Regions from separate parts of the Homo sapiens genome. Here all the other regions are linked to region 1. A link is an interaction called in ENCODE POLR2A ChIA-PET data of the cell type or tissue named here. Cell type or tissue: OCI-LY7. All regions are shown on one strand. Region 1 overlaps DAAM1 (dishevelled associated activator of morphogenesis 1). Region 2 has its middle 88 kb from the start of DAAM1. Region 3 overlaps DAAM1 (dishevelled associated activator of morphogenesis 1). Region 4 has its middle 41 kb from the start of DAAM1.

Evidence for each region. ChIA-PET counts read pairs that join two places held together with the same protein. Peaks named below come from ENCODE experiments on the same cell type or tissue, not always from the same donor. Only the 100,000 strongest peaks of a DNase experiment are listed, where the experiment ranks them.
Region 2: POLR2A ChIA-PET joins it to region 1 with 7 read pairs; 2 of 35 experiments call an interaction of 5 or more read pairs at or near these places.
Region 3: POLR2A ChIA-PET joins it to region 1 with 7 read pairs; 7 of 35 experiments call an interaction of 5 or more read pairs at or near these places.
Region 4: POLR2A ChIA-PET joins it to region 1 with 6 read pairs; 1 of 35 experiments calls an interaction of 5 or more read pairs at or near these places.

Annotation. Positions count from the first base shown.
Region 1 is chr14:59,303,578-59,308,577 of GRCh38, reverse strand. The region is part of intron 3 of DAAM1 (dishevelled associated activator of morphogenesis 1); the gene reads right to left. Among named protein-coding and RNA genes, the nearest start is that of DAAM1, 120 kb to the right of the region's middle. In OCI-LY7, no CTCF peak of the experiment used is centred here; a DNase peak (open chromatin) is centred at 2,977; H3K4me3 peaks cover 1,205 bases; H3K27ac peaks cover 2,385 bases.
Region 2 is chr14:59,098,041-59,103,040 of GRCh38, reverse strand. No RefSeq gene overlaps it. Among named protein-coding and RNA genes, the nearest start is that of DAAM1, 88 kb to the left of the region's middle. In OCI-LY7, no CTCF peak of the experiment used is centred here; no DNase peak of the experiment used is centred here.
Region 3 is chr14:59,196,408-59,201,407 of GRCh38, reverse strand. All of the region lies in intron 1 of DAAM1 (dishevelled associated activator of morphogenesis 1), which reads right to left. Among named protein-coding and RNA genes, the nearest start is that of DAAM1, 10 kb to the right of the region's middle. In OCI-LY7, CTCF peaks have their summits at 1,786 and 1,988 (motif pointing left); no DNase peak of the experiment used is centred here.
Region 4 is chr14:59,145,434-59,150,433 of GRCh38, reverse strand. No RefSeq gene overlaps it. Among named protein-coding and RNA genes, the nearest start is that of DAAM1, 41 kb to the left of the region's middle. In OCI-LY7, no CTCF peak of the experiment used is centred here; a DNase peak (open chromatin) is centred at 1,923; H3K4me3 peaks cover 746 bases; H3K27ac peaks cover 2,457 bases.

The DNA.
Region 1 (5,000 bases):
CTTGAGAAGGCTTCCAGAGGTCCACAATCTTCTGGAACTAGCACTCTCATGAACTGTTAAAAAATTCACCGGACACTGAATTGACAGATGTCTCCTTGTAACTTCAAGCACTTGTTGGCTTTTGTTTGGTCCCTGGGAACTGCATGGAATAAGTTTAATCTCTCCTATGAACAATGACCCAGCAAATATTTAAACAATTTGAATAAAGTGATTATATCCTCCCCAAATCTTCCCTTTTACAAGCCAGAAATTCTCTACTGGCCATATAACACAAGTTTATCTTCCTCAATTCATAAACAAATCTCAAATTTTCTATAAGTTCATCATACCCTCATGTCCATTAATTGCAGGGATAACTTTAACAAACATAACTAAGCTCCTATAAAAGGACTATTTTCACATATTTGTATTAGTCATTCACAGTTCTATACAAACTCTACTGAGAGGGAAGATTTCTATCCAAAATGTCTCTCCAAGAAGAAAAAGAACAAGCTCTCACTCTCCTGATAGTCCTCACAGATAACATTTATGACTTAGAATAAAAGACACGTCATATTAAGTGGAGGGAAACTTGTTTAGTCCTTGCTTTATTAAGTATACATATTTTAACAAAGTTGGCCGTAAACTAAATAGCAAAATGGGTTTTCTCATTATAAGACTGAGGATGCTTCACATCTAAAACATAAATCTAGGTTAACAAAATTGAAACTACATGAATAGGACCTCGACTCGCCAGCTGTCAAGAAATTTGGGGGGACATTTAAGTCCCTTTAGAGCATTGTTTTTTACACCTCCAGATGACTTTTGCTATCTCCACTATTCTCCTGTATAACCATCCGTTCACATATCATAGGAATTTTTTCCATGTATGCATATGAAGCCTGATACCTCCTCTGACCCCCCAGGGCTCTGCTCCTTCCTTTTCTTTGGTTTATGCAGGTAGAAAGACTAGTTGAGCCAATACAAAATGCCACGTTTGCCCAGAGAAAGCCTCTTGCTACCATATCACGTATTCAAAAATAAAATATACTTGAAGATTTCAGATCACGTAGAATCAGTTAGCTCCCTCTTTATCAATTCTCTAAGTTTAAAATTCTGTATTGGTAAAGAATAATTTTTTAAAAGCATGGCATGAATCCATGTCAAATATTTTTTACTAAACTTGCTAATAAATGAGAGAACTAGGAAGATGTTACAACTGGTTCAAAGGAGAACCCAAGGAGTAGACTTATGATTAGCATCATGATGTTTGAAAGAGTTTACAAACAGATGCAAAACTGGCCAAGAGGGCAACAGTCAATTGTATCAGACTCAATTTGCATTTCATGGATAAGAACCATTGGAAGTGCTATCAGGTTTTTAAAAAAATAATTTACAGATTTGTGAAATAAGCTTGAGACAAAAGTAGAGATGACTCTTAAGAGTGCTATAGACAGGATATTTAGTCTATCTGATATTTACTCCATTTCACTATAACTGCAGCTTAGCAAAACAAAAGATGCATGACTAGTACTTCCTGGTTGAAGAAAACACAATCTATAAAGGTATAATGCAGAGGCCACACTGCATGACTAATACTCTGCTCCAGACTCCTCGCATCTAAATTACCTAAATGCCCAGGCTGGCCCAAAGCTCTTGCTCAAGAACACCTACCCCATTCTGACCATTACACCACAATTCTGTGTATTTCTGTTGCCTTGCCTAGGCTGCATGGTATGGTTTCTATCTGTGCATCACTGAGTCTCAAACTTCAGACCACTAAGCTCCTGACCATTCCATTCCACCTCCCTTGGAAGGGAGCACTTGGTCCTCTATCCCCCTCAGGAATTTGTTGGTTAAGTATTTGGGGTATTACTAAGTCTTCCTGCATTATTGATTAAAAAAAAAAAAGCTGTGAACTCAGTGAGGTTAGACCCTCCAGCCAGAAAAGAGGCTATACTCAACTGCTGCTCCCTAACAGTTTGGTTTAGAGCTGGATGCCATGTTAGAGTAACACACAGTCTACTAAATCTCCCAAAGACACGGCAGCATTTTAAAATCTAAATACTTGTGTAGACAGCCAAACTCTGTGATAGCATTAATACTATGCTGCTAAACATAAGGCTTCTCAAGGGCAGGATAGGAGCAGAATTGTTTTCACTAAGCTCATATCTACAATGCTGAATGGAATCTAAAAAGGCATTTGCTTTCCTTCTCATTCCTTTACTCATCTAACAAATATTTATTGAATTCTATTATATAATGAGCTAAGCACTATTCTGGGTGTTGGAATACATGAATAAAAGAACAAAGTTCCCTGCTCTCCTTGTGAGTGATCCCTGAGACAGACTTAGCAGTTCCTAGACTTACACATTTCTGAACTTTAGAGTTGAGAGGTTCTGAGAAGATTCCAAGTTTACTCCAACAATAGGTTCTAAGTCTTTGCAAGTATAGCTACAAAAAAGTATGCCTATTTAAATACTTCACTCTCTCTGGTCATCATGTTAAAAAAAAAACAACAGTCAAGTGTTCATTAACTCTCCTGCCTTTTAACTAAGCCCTGGTTTTTATCAATGGATCTCTAACTTCAAAGTAAAGATACAGTGCAAGCATTCCTGAACTCCCCTGGGAAAAAATCCTTTGAGACATTTCCTTGAGAGCACAAAATGTCACATTAATATTTTCCATATATCACAAACTTTATTTACACTGGTAAAAATCAGAGTTTCTGAATGGCCTGAATGAAATAGCACATAGCTATTATTTATGTCCTCCCCAAAATCACACACCCAGAAAAGCAAGAAAAGCAAGAAAAGAGTGCCACTTTACAGAGACCTAGTCACCCTGTGGGGAAGAGCAGCAAAGAGAAGAGCAACAATATCACCGCATTTCTGTAAGGGTTCAGGAGCCCTCTGCTCCAACACCCTCTTCTTTCCTGAACAAGCCTCAGCTGACTTTACAAGGAGTTGGGGGGTGGTTAGAGGGGATGTGGGGGAATACATTTTATGTGCACCTGGTATATCTGAGAAAGCAGCCACAACACTTAGCTAGAACTAAGAACTGAGATTTTACAGTCCACTTCCCAAACTATGAGACACTTACTTTATTTATTTTAACAAGTCATTATTTTGGCAAAGCACTTCACAGCATGGCATATGACTGAAGCCTAAAATTCTCAAGCAGTACAACTCCAACATCTGAAACCAATTTATATGACAACTCCCCCTCAGTTTCATGGCAAAGAAAAAGAAATATTCTCCAATTATTAGTTTCAGAAATGATACAACCCCACATTCCCCTGCAGGCAGGCACTGTGCCTATGACACAACAGTGTGCAATGACATAAAACAAATTATTCCTACATAGCTTGTTAAGAGCCAAATCTTTGATCCACATGTCACCATGGAGTGCTAAAGACCCAGGTACAATGTGGTCCAGTTGGTTTGTAAATTAACATATTTGGACACACAACGCTAAACCCTTATGTATCGTGCAAATTCAATCAGTGGTGTCAATGGCCTTTGCTGCCTCACATCTTGCTACCACATTTGTAGCTACCAGACCCACCTTTCAGAATGTCATAAAGTAGGTTTTGATGTTCTGTAACCAGCCCTTGGGAAAACAATCAAAGTGTGTTTATGATTTGCAATATAATGTTTAACACAAGGCTATAACAAGAGAGGACCCTTTGGAAAAGAGTAATTAAGCTAAAAGGAGAATCAGGGGTAACAGTAAGCACATAAAGGCATATGCCATTCAGGGATGCATCCTCAGAATGAGAAAAAAGTGCTAATGCAAGGTTAACTGTCCCTGAGGACAGTTAGGAACTGTATTCCTAATTTTAGACCACCATAAACTCTACAATGTACTCATGAATTAATGACAGCATTTTTGGCAAAAGAAAGAAACAAAAGCACTAGTTAGAAGATACCACTGTATCAGAAACATCTCAATATGGGACATAGGGAAGTACCTCTCAGAAACTGAAAAAACAAAATGCTTTTCCTTATGTATGGGGACAGATAAAAGGATACTACACAAGTCAATGTTGCTCTGTACCACGCTGAAGAATAACAGAATTTAAGACACTGTAACTTAAGGGTGGTATTCTTTGGTAGACTCTACTGTAACCCATTTCTAGTGCCACAAGTTACCAGGTTCCTAAAGTGTAAGGAATTTTGAGAATCCCAAATTATTAGTGGCACATTCTAACATACTAGAAGCTCAAAGCTTCTCTCTACTCTACAAAGAGGAGAAATTCTGAAATGCGCAAAGAATGGAATGATTCAATAGTACTAGGTGTGCTGGAGCTATTAGTGAAAAAATATATATAGGAAAGACACAGGAAACGTGTTTTTTGTTCCTCTTTGATATAGCTTCTAAAGGGGCCATTTCTTTCCATATTGATGTCTTTCATAATCCTATCTTCTGGAGTTGGAGTTGGTGAAGTCAGGCAGCCTTGGGGCAGTCTTTCTGTGAAAGTATGGGCCATACCATTTGGAGAGTCAGCCAAGAACCAGAGAGAAGCTCAAAGGAAAGACAGCATGGAATATGGTACTTGAATCTGACTATAATCCAGTGGTAAGAGGAGCTTTCAAGGACAGGGATAACAAATATTTCCCACATAAGCCACATTCTCCATCATGTGTCACGGCAGATGCTGTTATTTATTTTATTTTATTTTATTTATTTTATTTTTGAGACATAGTTTCACTCTGTCACTTAGGCTGAAGTACAGTCGTGCAATTTTGGCTCACTGCAACCTCCGCCTCCTGGGTTCAAGCAATTCTCGTGCCTCAACCTCTCGAGTAGCTGGGATTACAGGCACACGCCACCATGCCCAGCTAATTTTTGTATTTTTAGTAGAGATGGGGTTTCGCCACGTTGGGTCCCAGGCTGGTTTCGAACTCCTGACCTCAAATGATCCACCCACCTTGGCCCCCCAAAGTGCGGGGATTACAGGCGTTAGCCATCGCACCTGGCCCTATTTCTTATTGAGATCATTCATAACCTCTGAATGC
Region 2 (5,000 bases), 210 kb after region 1:
GTTCATAATGGGGCTTGTGCTCCTATGAGAATCTAATGACGCACTGATCTGACGGGAGGCAGATCTCAGGTGGTAAAGCTTGCTCACTGGCCATTTACCTCCTGCTGTGTGCCCTGGTTTCTAACAGGTCACCGACTGGTACTGGCCTGTGGTCAGATGGTTGGGGACCCCTGATATGTAGGTCTTACAAATTTACATTCTAATTTTCCACAGATGTTTATATCATTTGGAAGGGAAAAAAATAAAGAGGCAAATGACTTGTAAAGGTGAAAAGGGATTAGATTGTCAGTGGCCTTGGGCTGTGTCACTTGCTGTTTCTTCTACTTGCTGTTACTTGCTGGTTCTTTCTATCCACCTTTCACATCTGAGCGGAATGTATTTCTTCAGTATGGCCATTTCAAACACCAAATCTTAATTTCAATCCCTGTTATTGTCTCTCCTAGTAACCTCCTTTCCCATAGAGCATCTATCACACATTGCAATTACATGTCTGCCTGTGTTATCTTTGTCCCTTCCACTAAACTGTAAACTCCAGAAGAGCAGGGATCCTGTCTCTTTGGTTCACCATTGCAAACCTATTGCTTCACTTAGTGTCTGGCATCTAAGAAACATGTATTGAATCAATTAGTAATTTTAAAGTGTGATATGAAGAATTAATGGGACCTAACTTGGCAGAGGGTTGATGTTGAGAATATTATGCTGGGAGCATAATATTTTCAACATTTATTACACCCCCTTAGCCATTATGTCACAGCAATACAGTTTGGGGAGTTGGCCTCTGCTTTTGGGATACATGAATATTGGTCTAAGTTACATTAGTAATTCCATGCCTCTTGTCACATATGGCATACTTCTGGTGACAGTTATTTGTTCAGCAACAGAGACCCCATGACTTAAATTGGCCCAAATTGAGGGGAAGAAATGTTGTTTCATGGTTGGGGAAAAGACACCAACTCTCTCTTCAACCAGACATGAACAAGGAAGCATGTTGCCACATCCTGCCAGCAGCCATCTCATGCCTGTGAGAAGAACCTAGTTTAGGATGAAACAGAGGCTGTGGACGGCACAACAGAGAACGTAAAGAGCCGGGTCTTGGATGATGTTTATGAGGCATTGCATCTGCAAGTTCTGATGCCTGACCTGTCTCAGAGAAGCAGGGAGAGGAAGAATGTTCCAGACAGAGAGAACTAGTGAGGAAGGGCCACATGTTTGAGTAACATGAGACTGGTGTGTCTGGATTATTAACTTGGGGAAGAGTTTCCTGAGATAAAGATGAAGAGGTGAGGAGAAACCACATCATACAGGGGCTTGCAGGTCATATTGAGTATCAATTATGAGCTCAATTTCTGGAATCAAGCAAACCTGGGCTCAAGTCCCAGCTCTACTATTTCCAGCTGGGTGACTCTGGAATGCTACTTAATCTTCTGTCTACAGCTCAGTTTCCTCTCATGTAAGAGGATGCTATGTAGTATCTTTTTCATGGTATTGTTGGGAAGATTAAATGAAGTTTTGTAACTTAGCACTACAGGAGCTCAACAAATGAACCAAATAAATGAAACAAAAAGCTATGACTATTACAGTTGCTACCGTCATTACTATTTTGGAGCAGAATTCATGTGAGATGATGATATTAACTATAATGATTCTGGACGTTCTGAAAGGTTAAACAGAGAGGCATCATGATCAGATTTCCATTTTACAAAGTTCCTTCAGGCTGCAAAGTGAATAATGCATTAGAGGGGGCAATGAAAGAGGCAGGGAGATTGGATAGAAGGAGCTATTGAATATTTCAGGCAAAGATGTTGGAGGTTTCGACTAAGGTAGAGATGATAAAGATGCAGGGAAATAGATGGATTAGAGTTACTTAGGAGGTAGAATTGACAGAATTTGGTAATTGAATATGGGTTGGAGGGGTGAGATAGAGGGAAGAGACAAAGATGACTCTTAAATTTCAGTCTTGGTGCATTTATTAAGCCAGGGAACCTGGTAGGAGAAACAGGCTGTGTGTGAGTACCTGGGGAGACTGGTGGGTGGAGTAGATAACTTTCATTTTAAACATGATAATTTTGAGTTACCTGTGAGCCATCTAGGGCAGGGGTCCACAATCCCTGGGCCATGGACCAGTACCGGATTGTGGACTGTTAGGAACGAGGCTTCACAGCAGGAGGTGAGCAGCAGGTGAGCAAGTGAGGCTTTATCTGTATTTAAGCTGCTCCCCATCACTTGCATTATCACCTGAGCTCCACCTCCTGTCAGCTCAGTGGCAGCATTAGATTCTCATAGGAGCGCGAACCCTGTTGTGAACTGTGTATGCCAGGGATCTAGGTTGCATGCTCCTTATGAGAATCTCATGCCTGATGATCTGTCACTGTGTCCCATCACCTCCAGATGGACCTTCCTAGTTGCAGGAAAACAAGCTCAGGGCTCCTGCGGATTCTACCTCATGGCGAGTTGTATAATTATTTCATTATATATTACAATGTAATAATAATAGCAATAAAGTGCACAATAAATGTGCTTGAATCATCCCCAAACCATCCCCCCCGACCCAGTCTGTGGAAAAATTGTCTTCCACAAAACCAGTCCCTGGTGCCAAAAAGGTGGGGACTGCTGATCTAGGGGAAATGCTGAGTCAGCAGTCACATATATATGTCTAGACTTTAGAGGCGAGGTCTGGTTTAGAGATATAATTTTGGCTGTCAATACATAAATGATCAACACTGGAGACGGGGGAGTGGATAAAAAATGGGAGGAGAAAAATGGCCAGGACTGACCCTAGAGGAAGTATAAAGATTAAAGGCCAGTCAGTGAATCAGAAACAGTGAATTTGGATGCAGATAATCAGACTAATTCAGACTGGCTTGAAGAGTAAAAGGTTATGTAATGAAGAAGCCCAGTGGCAACATGGGCTTCAGGGTTGATTCGATTCAGCAGTTTAATGATGCCATAAATTTTCCAATTTCTTCCCATTTCTGGGCTCTGCCTTATGTGGTATTAGCTTCCTCCTAAGGCTGATTCTTTTACCTAGTTGCGAGATGGCGGCTGTCTACAATTTCCAAGGCTAATATTCTCTTTTCCACCCTGAGAAAGGAGAGTCTGATTGTTGATGTCTCAGAGGAAGGAGAAGGTTTTTCTCTTGGGAAGCCCCTAGTAACGCCTTTGTTTTTGTTGACCAGAATTGGGTCACATGCTCCACCCTGAAACAAAATTTGCTAAGCCTCAGAATGGGATTATGCTGACGAATGTGAAGCACATACAACTTTCACAAATATCAAGAATGGAGTCCAGTTCCCCACTGTTCGTTGACCATGACAGTGAAGCCCAAGACCCCAATACCTGGACAATACTGGTGTGTGATTTTCTTCAGGCATCTTTAGCTGCCCATGTTAAGGAATGAGGAAGTTGAATAGTCAGATTTGTTAGGATCTAATGAAAGGAGAGAAGGTCAATAGGATGTGAGGAATAATTAAGAAGAATGACTTACATGAAAGGCCCTGCAATCTAAGCCTGCTTGGCTTCTGAAGAGGTAATCACAATGCCCACTAGAATCAAGCAGTAGAGCAGACTGGGAGATGGCTTGTGACTCAAGAAGAAAATGAGGAGAGCTCAATGCTTTGTGTTTCAGGGTGGAAGGAGTGGTCTGCTGGGACACACACTACTGAGAGACCAAGCAAGATGAAAAGAGAAAGGGAACATCAGCTGGTGAGCTTAGTAGGGTGAAAAGCCTCGTAGGGAGCAAAGCGAGGTAGCATAATGGAGTCAGAGAGTGTAACAACTTTTTGAGAAGCTACGGTAATAAGGAATAATGTGTGGTGGAGGGAGCCTTTTGTTTGCTTGTTTATATGCTTGTTTTGAAGATGGTAGAAACTTTAGCATACTCAAAATCATATTGAAATAATCTATTATGGGGGAGAGGCTTTATATGACTGGGGCAACATGCTTTTGAATATTACAATGTACCACATTGCTGGATCAGTATCCCTTGACATTCTGTCTGACAGATTCCATCATGACAGTAAGTTTTTACTTTTGAACATGGTAAGTTTGAGTTACCTGTCAGCCATCTAGGGGGAAATGCTTAGTTAGCAGTTGCATATATATGTCTAGACTTTAGAGACAAGATCTGGTCTAAAAACATAATTTTGATGGTCAACACATAAAGGGTCAACACTGGAGACATGGGGATGGATAAAAATTAGGAAGAGAAAAATAACCAGGACTGACCCTAGAGGAAGTCTAAAGATTCTGAGGTAGAGGGAAGAGACAAATTGTCTTGACATTCTGTCTGACCAATTCCATTATATCAGTGTCTTCCATCATAGCAAAGATATTTGAGAGATGTGTGAAGAGTTCAAGAATCTGATGTATGCTGTGAGAGGGATGGGCTCCTGGACGTGGAGGGAGGGATTGCCTTTGCGTAGCAGGCCTGCCTCCTCCATTGTGATGAGATAAGAAGAGAATGAGTTTGACCATGCACAGTTGAGGAACTCTCACCGGTGATTCATATTTTATCTAAACAAGGAGGTGTCTGCTGCTGAGTGAAGAGAGAGAAAGGAATTCAGAGGTTTGACGAACATGGAGCAGTTTTGCAATTATCATGGCAGAGGATATGGGAATAAGATGGCAAGAGAAATACAATAGGATTGTTAGGCAGTGCTGCCATCACAGAAGAAGTTGAAGACCTTGAATTATAGAGGTATTGATTTTCCTGGCTGTGCGATTTTCTTCAGGCATATTTAGCTGCCCATTTTAAGGAATGAGGAAGTTGAATAGTCAGATTTGTTAGGATCTAATGAAAGGAGAGAAGGTTAATAGGATTTGAAGAATAACTAAGAAGAATGTCTTAAGCGAAAGGCCCTCCAATCTAAGCTTGATATTGAGAAAGGGTAAGTAGGATAGGGTAAAAGATTTGGAGAAAATAGGGAGTCAATTGGTGGAGGTCTCAACATGGCTGGAAAACAGTTGCAGTGGTGGTGATTTAGTTAGCAAGCAGGAAGGAT
Region 3 (5,000 bases), 110 kb after region 1:
CAGGTGGTCCACCCACCTCAGCCTCCCAAGTTAATGGGATTACAGGCATGAGCCACCATGCCCAGCCAGACATGGAATTTTTAAAAACAAAGCTGTGCACTTAACCAGCTAGGCAGCCAGACCCAGCCCACATCTGCAACTATAACTACATTTCCCGAACCCAAGATCTTTCACTCTTCTCACCTATTTTCCCCTTTTGTTGAATGTCAGAATCACCTGAGGATTTTTTTTTTTTTTTTTTTTTTTTGAGACGGAGTCTCACTCTGTCGCCCAGGCTGGAGTGCAGTGTCACAACCTCCGCTCACTGCAAGCTCTGCCTCCCAGGTTCATACCATTCTCCTGCCTCAGACTCCCGAGTAGCTGGGACTACAGGCACCCACCACCACGCCTGGCTGATTTTTTGTATTTTTAGTGGAGACAGGATTTCATCATGTTAGCCAGGATGGTCTCGATCTCCTGACCTCGTGATCCGCCCGCCTTGGCCTCCCAAAGTGCTGGGACTACAGGAGCGAGCCACCGCACCCCGCCTACCTGGGGATCTTTAAGAATCCTGTAGAATGGGCCCCAACTCCACATCTACTGAGTCAGCATCCCTAAATATCTCTTTTTAAAAATCCACTGCGAACATTCTGATGCATATCCAAGGTGGAGAACTACCAGACCAGACAGAACAGAAGAGGCTTGGATATCCTCAGAAGTCCCACCTATCCAACTGCGAAGGAACGTTGTTTTACATTTTATATGAAAATATATGCTTCCTTAAGCATTATCTTTGCATTAGTTGCTCAAGAAAGGAACTTGGGTTGGTTTTTAAAACCTTATAACATTTTCATTTTGTACCCTGAAAATCTTATCAATGTTTTTTCTAAAAGGCAAGGCAAGTTTCAGTGTTGCCAAAGCCCAAGTTTTAGAGTCAAGTTTAAAAAACATTCTTGTTTGGGGGAGGAAAAAAAAAATGGAACATCACTGTGCTAATCCTCTTCAGAGCCCTTCCCACACTGCTGATTTGAGATAAGCTGTCATGTTTAAAGCTTAAGGTTTTTTTTCTAAAGCATTTTGGCATTTGACAATAATGACAGAGTTGGCCTTCCCTTTCCCCAAAGCCCCATCCTCCTTACCCACAGATAGCATTACTGAGCTACCAACACAGGCCATGGGCTTCAAAGCTGTTTACCTACTAGATCTGCTGGGCTTACCCTGACCCAGCATCAGTGTCTCACAAAGTCTCCTGTTGTGACCAAAGACATGTCCTTAAAATGTGGCTGGCCTCCCAGGCTGTGGTCATGGAAGAATGGAGAAGTGACCCTAAAGGGTCTAATCCACTGACCTTTACTTTGCTCTAACCAACTGCCCAAATAAATAAAAACAGCAGGGTGGCGCAGTTTCCCAGATGAATTCCAATTTATCCCTAAATATCCAGGCTTGGTTCAATGATTAAAGTCTTCAGACCATCCAAAACTCTGTCAAATGGCTCTCAACCCGGGGTGATTTTGCCCCCAGGGGACATTTGGCAATGTCTGGAGACATTTTGGGCTGTCTCAACTGGAGGAGGGGATGTTACTGGCATCTAGTGGGTAGAGGCCAGGGATGCTGTTAAACATCCTACAGTGCACAGCACAATCTGCCTCACAACAAATAATTATCCAGTTTCAAATTTCAAGAGTGCTGATGTTGGGAAACCCTGGGTTAGAATACAAAAATGGGTCATCTGCCAGCCCACTGCTAGATAAACCTTTGAAGAGACATTCATCCCAATTTAATTTAGTTGAAAATAGGAATCACAAACTCAATGTCTTCAAGGGCCAAGGAGATAAATATCACATAAACTAAGTGGCTGTGCATTAGGCACTAGAGTGTGGTAAGGTCTGTGACAAATCAGAACATAAATGCTCACTAAAATATCACTCCTTTTTAAAAATAATACTGTGCTGGCCAAGCAAAACATGGACAGCTGGCTACATTCACTCTGTGGACCCCCTGGTGGTCAGACTCCAGTTTAAAGTGGTGATCAGCCCTGCACGGTTGCATGCGCCTGTAATCCCAGCAACTCCGGAGGCTGAGGCGGGAGGATTGCTTGAGGCCAGGAGTTCAAGACCTCATGTCAAATTTAAAAAAAGAAAAACAATTAAGTAGAAACTAAAAAGTGATGATCAATTTAAACAGAACTGTATGATCACCAAAAGACTCTGTCGAGTTTCATCCCTTATATCCTACAAAACTCCTGAGTTGTGCAGTTGAGAAGAGACTGGGGATCAGATCATGGGGCTTAGCTCCAGCCAAGAACAGGATCTCAGGACACCATGCCAAGGCAGGGGCAGCCAAGGCTGAAAACTGGGGGCGAAAAATCGGAGTTCTCCCTCACCGATCTCCATTTTAGGGAAACTCAATGGATATTACTTTGATGAGTACACAGTGCCACATAAGTGAGGTCATTATTTTAAGAGGATACTGTCTTCCCAAAAATTTAGAATTTTTATCCAGAAGATAGCTTATTCTATGTGAATACACTGTGAATGAGGAAAGAGAGGTCCGGAAAGTTTAAAGGAATTGCCACGATTACCCAAACTGAACCTAAAATCAAAGAGTGTGTCTTTTTCTCTGTGCAATTGCAAAGCACCAAAAGACAGGTGAAGAGATTTCATTCAAGGTGTCAAACATGTGTGATTAAACACTCTACCAAACAGAAGTTACATGTAAATTGAATCTACATTTACTCAGCATTATCCTCCTTCCTCATTAGAAAAGTCACCCACATGTTTGCCCCACATCACTGTTGTAAAATCTCTTTATCCCCTAACAGAAGCATTAAAAGCAGGTTAAGTATTTCCACCCCTCCTTCCGGATCAGGCTGTAGAGAAGAAAGGCAAATCAGCAAATGGGGCCAGGCACGGTGGCTCATGCCTGTAATCCTAGCACTTTGGGAAGCCGAGGCAGGCGGATCATGAGGTCAGGAGTTCAGGCGGATCACAAGGTCAGGAGTTTGAGACCAGCCTGACCAATATGTTGAAACCCTGTCTCTACTAAAAATAGAAAAATTAGCTGGGCATGGTGGCGGGTACCTGTAATCCCAGCTACTTGGGAGGCTGAGGCAGGAGAATTGTTTGAACACAGGAGGCGGAGGTTGCAGTGAGCCAAGATTGCACCACTGTACTCCAGCCTGGGCAACAGTGCAAGACTACGTCTCAAAAAAAAAAAAAAAAGAAAGAAAAGAAAAGAAAAGAAAGGCAAATCAGCAAATGGAAACACAAGAAGGAAGCCCCAATGTGAATGTCCCCGAGTGTACGCATGATTTCTGTTGGAGGAATTCCTGGCCTGAAGAGACAGCATAAACAAAGGCCATCCAGAGGGAAACAAATGATAAGATAAGTGAAACCCAGCAACTCTCTCTGTCCTCCCCTCTACCTACTTCCCTCAACTTGTTCGTCAGAAAAACAATCTGAGCTTGACAGAATTACAATGTAAGCCTTCCTCTCCCAGCTGCCTCACAGCTCTCATTCTAAGCTAGAGGGTTAAGGGGGGAAGACATGCTTTTCTGTAAGGTCAGTGATGGGGCTCCCAAGATATGGAACTTGGCAGACTGGAGACAGCCATCTCACCCTGCCCACAGAGAAGCCAAAGGAGCAGAACTGTCAAACTGCAATGCAGGGAGTATAGAAAGAAAAGGTAAGGTATGGAAGAAACGTAACTTCAGACACAGCCTGAAAAGAAATTGGGTTAAATATAAAACTATATACATTTTTAAAAACATTTTAACCAGCCCTTAGCAGAAAATATCATAGGCAAGGCAGTTTCCTGCCACAGTTCCTAGAACTTCCATAGTTGGAAGTGTTACCTACTCACAGAATCTCAAGCCCTAAATGGGTCAGAGTATTTCCAGTTTAATCTCTATTCTTGATTTTTAAAAGACGAAAATATAATAGCAGGCCTGTTCATTTAACCTTCTGAGAACATGGTGCGGTCAGTCTCAGCCATTGGCTTCAATTCCAGCATTTATTTATTGCATGTCCTCCAACTTTTAGTTCACATTACCAACAGTGCTGAACAAAGTACCTCTAACGCAGAAATGACTGCCACACAAACAGGATGGGGAAACCAAACAGAAATGGTATTGTTGTTTCTTTTCCACCATCAGCCTAAATCAAATAGCAGCCACTAATAATGAGTTAACTGTAGTTGCATTTGAAAAAATAATTCCCGCGGTGGCTCACGCCTGTAATCCCAGCACTTTGGGAGGCTGAGTCGGGCGGATCACGAGGTCAGGAGATCGAGACCATCCAGGCTAACACGGTGAAACCCCGTCTCTACTAAAAATACAAAAAACTAGCCAGGCGTGGTGGCAGGCGCCTGTAGTCCCAGCTACCCGGGAGGCCGAGGCAGGAGAATGGCGGGAACCTGGAAGGCGGAGCTTGCAGTGAGCCGAGATCGCGCCACTGCACTCCAGCCTGGGCGACAGAGCGAGACTCCGTCTCAAAAAAGAAAAAAGAATTCCAAATGGGTTGCCTTGAACAGAAATGTATGACATTTTCCATATTCACAATTTCACCAACTTTCAAGAATAGAGAATGCAGCAAGTTTCTTCAGTTTAAGCTGTTTCATTTCCTTTAATTTCTTACAATTAGTTTTTTTGTGGGTTTTGTTTTTTTGTTTTGTTTTGTTTTGTTTTTTGAGACAGAATCTCGCTCTGTCACCCAGGCTGGAGTGCAGTGGCAGGATCTCAGCTCACTGCAAGCTCCGCCTCCCGGGTTCACGCCATTCTCCTGCCTCAGCCTCCGGAGTAGCTGGGACTACAGGCGCCCGCCACCACGCCCGGCTAATTTTTTGTAATTTTAGTAGAGATGGGGTTTCACCGTGTTAGCCAGAATGGTCTCGACTTCCTGACCTTGTGATATGCCCGCCTCGTCCTCCCAAAGTGCTGGGATTACAGGCGTGAGCCACCGCACCCGGCCCATTTCTTACAATTAATTTTGTAGTACATTCTGGGGATTTAGAAGGGTCCCTGG
Region 4 (5,000 bases), 160 kb after region 1:
ATCTCTTCCAGAAACACCCTGACAGGTGCACCTAGAAATAATGTTTTCAGCTATCTGGGCATTGCTTAACCTAATCGAGTTGCACAAAATTAACCACCATGGGCCTCATTTTGGATGTCATTTCTGTGACACTTGGATTTGATGTCCTTCTTGAGTATTCACAGCACCATGTAATGCCATAGTCAGAGCTTGTGCAGTACTGGGTTGTCACTGACTGCTTACTTGTTGGTGCTTGACCCACTAAATCTAAGTTCCATGAGTACAAAAATCAGACCAGTGGTAGTTCCGATACCTCTACAGGAGAGAATTTGAGTAACAATCTAGTGAAAAGAAGGGCTAGGAGTGGCCAGGCACGGTAGCTCACACCTGTAATTCCAGCACTTTGGGAGCCCAAGGCAGGTGGATTGCTTGAGCTCAGGAGTTCAAAACCAGACTGGGCAACATGGTGAAACCTCATCTCTACAAAAAAGACAAAAATTAGCCAGGCATGGTGGCTCACATCTGTAGTCCTGGCTACTTGGGGGTTTGAGGCAGGAGGATCGCTTGGGCAGGGGAGGTCAAGGCTGCAGTGAGCTGTGTTTGTGCCACTGCACTCCAGCCTGGGTGACAAAGTGAGACGCTGTCTCAGAAAACAAAAACAGAAACAAAGAAGGACTAGGAGTTTATTTGTGTTGAGGAAGGGGCTAATGGAGATGATGGTATATCTAAGGCCTCCCGAAACTATCCCTTGTATTGCCTCTAGCAGGCATTATATCTATCTTGTTTACTGCTGTGTCTGGCACATAATGGATGCTCAAAAATGTTAAGTACACCAATGACATTGAATACATGGGAAGTTTCATGACCAGTTATGCCCAAGGTCAGAGCCAGATGAACTAATTTCAAATGGAACAGAAACATCTTAAAATTCTTCTTGCCTAAGCTCAGGATTGGTCGTAGGTAAGGTAGGCTACTGGAAGAAGAGAGAGGCAAAGACTAGGAGCCAGGCTAAGCTCCGTCATAAGAAAGGCTGACTAGCTGTTCCTCATCAGTTCCTCTGACCTTGGTCTTTTCTATTGTTCATTGAAAGTGCAGCTTTTATTACCTACTATTTACCAGCTGCTCACTTCTTTTGTAGCGAAATGAAAGAGCACCATTTCTCTAAGATAGATAGTCTATGTAAGAATGATTTTATCTCTCTCTAAAGATGCTTTGCACAGCACTCACACTCTTGCATGCTTATTTAATGGACTTGCCTCAGGCATGGCCATTCCAAATCCCATGAAATGGTATCTTTTTAGGGAATGGTAACAACAGCATTAAAAGGGGACATTAAAATAGAAAGGGATTGGAAGGGAGAATAAACATAACTGAATGATGGCTAGTGAGGGCAAACTTTGGAGGAAGGATTTATATGGATTTTGAAGAGAACTAGACTTACTAAGAGCATAGAATCCTGACAATTACATTGTTAGATAGCCACAGGAATTTATTGAGTATCTTCAAGGAGTAGTATCTCAGAAATTAAGGAGGACATGGAAAAGGAGTGAGAACTTTCCTAAGCACATTGTATACATTAATGGAATATATACAATGGGAAAAATTTATGTGTAGCTAATACTGCATTTCTATGATGTATATTTGGGAGAGAAATAGATCAGAGGAAGAGACTAGCAGCCACGTAACATTGTACTGTTCCCTGCATTTATCTTTTCCTGTGGAAATGTAGGTTGCTCTCTGGGCCAGGAAGGCAAATTGGTTTCATCTTAAATGCCATCTAAGAGAGATAATAGCTCATATCAGCAGTAGTGGTGTGGGGAAGAATTCTGAGAGTACATCTAGGCTCACTGCGAAAAAAGTGTCATGATAAATTAGTGATGTCTGCCAGTTAACGGAGGGAAAGGAGGGAGAACAAAGGCATTATATATTTGCATAAACTTGCCATCCCTGTTCTAGACCATTGGCAGAAATCTGAGTATCCTCAGGGGCTTTCAGTTTCTATTTTCTTCTTTAAGTATAAGCCAGAAGTTTGCTCTTCTAAGACACTCTTTTGATGAGATAAAAGATCTTGTCTTCAAGTTTGAAAAATACGAGATTCAATGAAAAATTCACATATACTTATCCTAATTCCCAATTCAATAAGATTGCTCATTAATAATAAAATAAATTTTTAAAAATGCTTTAAAACACCTATCAAATATTAAAGATGAAAAAAGGGAAAGCAGCATTATTTGAGAAAGTTTAGGGAATTGTATAATCTCATACAATACTGACTAAAGTGTAATTTGGTATAACCTTTCTGGAAAGCCATCAGGTAATATATATTAAGAGCCTAGAATATTCATATCCTTTCATTCAGTGATTTCAGTAACCAAAACTTATCTTAATCATGTAATCAATTAGAAACACAGATTCATATTTAAAGATATTTAATACACGTTGTTTTTTTAATAACAAATAGTTGAGAATAACCTAAATATCTAACAAGATGGGATTGATTAAATAATATTATGTACAATTAGCATATTAATATGGCAGCCACCAAAAAGTCCTCAAAGATTATTTTTTAAAAAAGTTGATATTATCTATTAAGTGAAAAATACAAGCTAGAAAGTACAATGTAGAGTATGATTGTAATTTACTAAACACATCTTTTTCTCTTTAAGAGTGTATGTATTAATAGTGTCACAAGCACATGCAGACACACACACACGCACACACACACACACACCACAGACTGAAGGGACATATCCCAAATATCAACAGGGATGATGGGTGAATTTTTATCTATTTTTATTTTTTGTACTTTCCGATTTTTTCACAATAAAATGTAAAAAAGGGAAAGAAGATAATTACTTGTTAAAAATTTACCAATGTTCCAAGTTACCTTTGGGTGGTCTAGCCTGTCCATTTATCTCCAGCTAGGACGAACAGAATTCTTTATCATAGTTTGCTATCTCAGCATACATTGTACAAAGCATGCTACAAATAATTTTCCCTGTGATTTCTATAGACAAAGGGATTGTAACATTGGAGGGAAAGAGGGGGCATAAATAATTAGGGTAAAGCCAGGCTGCAAGTCATTGGCAAAGCCTTAAAGAAAATTCAACACTCCAGCTTTCTAGCCCCAAACTTGAATCCCTCCACCACACTCTGTTCTATTGTTCAAACTCATTTGGCTGTCACATGCCCTCTAATCAGTTAGAATTCAGTCTTTGCAGAATTGGAACGTGAATGAAAAGGTTTTTTTTTCCTTCTGTTTCAACTGCTGTTGTTGAAGTCATCTCCTCTGAGGCCTTCAAACTAAATGGCTTTCCAACTTTAAAGAGCCCTCCTATTATGTGTGACTACAGATTGCTTGCATCTGGACTTGCTTCATGTGGCCATTTTATTTCCAGTCAACATCAATGTTAACTTTGTTAACATGTTAATATTGACCTATTACACATCATTGGCGTATGTAATTTTGAGGTAACAGATACTTCTAGATCTAGATTTTGTAAGATAGTTATCTTACTAGTTGCTGCAAGTGAAAATGACAAAATGAGGACTTCTTTTTATATATAAACAACTCAATTCCATCAAATTGGTAGAGCTGGTTATGGGTAGAGAGGCAGCCTATTTGTGGTGTAACAAAGAAGGAAATAATAGAGCTGGAAGCACAAAAATCTGTCCATTCTTTGTCTGATTTAATCTCTAACTTGCCCATAACTCAAGTTGTTCTTTTCAGTTTTCTCAGAGACCGAGTGTCTCAACTGTAAAACAGCATAATTTATGTCCTTCACATAAAACACAGGATTGGGCTAGGCAGCTTTGTCAAAGTGAAGATTAGCTCAAAGTTAACACAAACGCCTTGCAAGCTCTATCAGCTTAGAAGAGTATATCAAATAGTAAGGTGTTATTAAGTGACTTCAACATTTTGATTAAAGATAATACTAATACATCTTACATTTGCATAAAACTTGCTTTTGGCAAGGCTCAGTGGCTCACTCCTGTAATCCCGGCACTTTGGGAGGTCTAGGCGGGTGGATCATCTGAGGTCAGGAGTTGGAGACCAGCCTGGCCAACATGGTAAAACCCTGTCTCTACTAAAAAATACAAAAGTTAGCCAGGCATGGTGGCGGGTGCCTGTAATCTCAGCTACTTAGGAGGCTGAGGCAGGAGAATTGCTGGAACCTGGGAGGCGGAGGTTGCAGTGAGCCGAGATTGCGCCATTGCACTCCAGCCCCGGCTGACAACAGTGAGACTCTGTCTAAAAATCAAACAAACAAACAAACAAACAAACAAACCAAACCAAAACAAAAAAACCTTGTTTTTAAAGTAATATAGTAAAGTAAAAATGTGTTCTCTGTCAAATTTGTAAAATACTAACTTTTAAAAAGCCTTTCTAGGCATTTAACAAATAAAGTAACATGAATTTAAACACTATGGGTGCGTTTTATGTGAATTTGAATTATTTCAATTTAAAATTGTACAGTATACAATAAACTTTTCTTTAATGCACAAAATTTTAGATCATGAGAATCCCCAAATTAAACATTAATCACAAATCACATAATTTAAAAACTGGCAGGCCCAGTGGGTCATTGATACTCTTTCATGGCATGTGATGGCTTCATTTTAGCTGATAAACAAAAATACGTTTTCTGTCCCGTCAGGACTAGTTCTGAATGATGCAGCTCTTGAGATAATATGAGTACTAAATTAATCAAGGTGTCTGGACATATATTCTTTGTATATAACATGCTCCTATGGCTTATATAAAAACAACTATGGGATATCAAGCATTTATTATCTAAGATGTCTCACTTTAAGACTTTGAATTAAAATTTAAAAAGGAAGCAGATCAGGCAATGCCAGTGTCTGCAATCAGCTAACCACATAGTTCTGAATTTGTAGGAACACCAATTGTCTGGCCTATACTTTTTAAGAACCATAGTAAGACTCTGACACCCTTCTTCCAGCACAAAAGTAGTTTATTTCTAATCCCAAACAGGCTCTGATGACTCTGAGATGACATT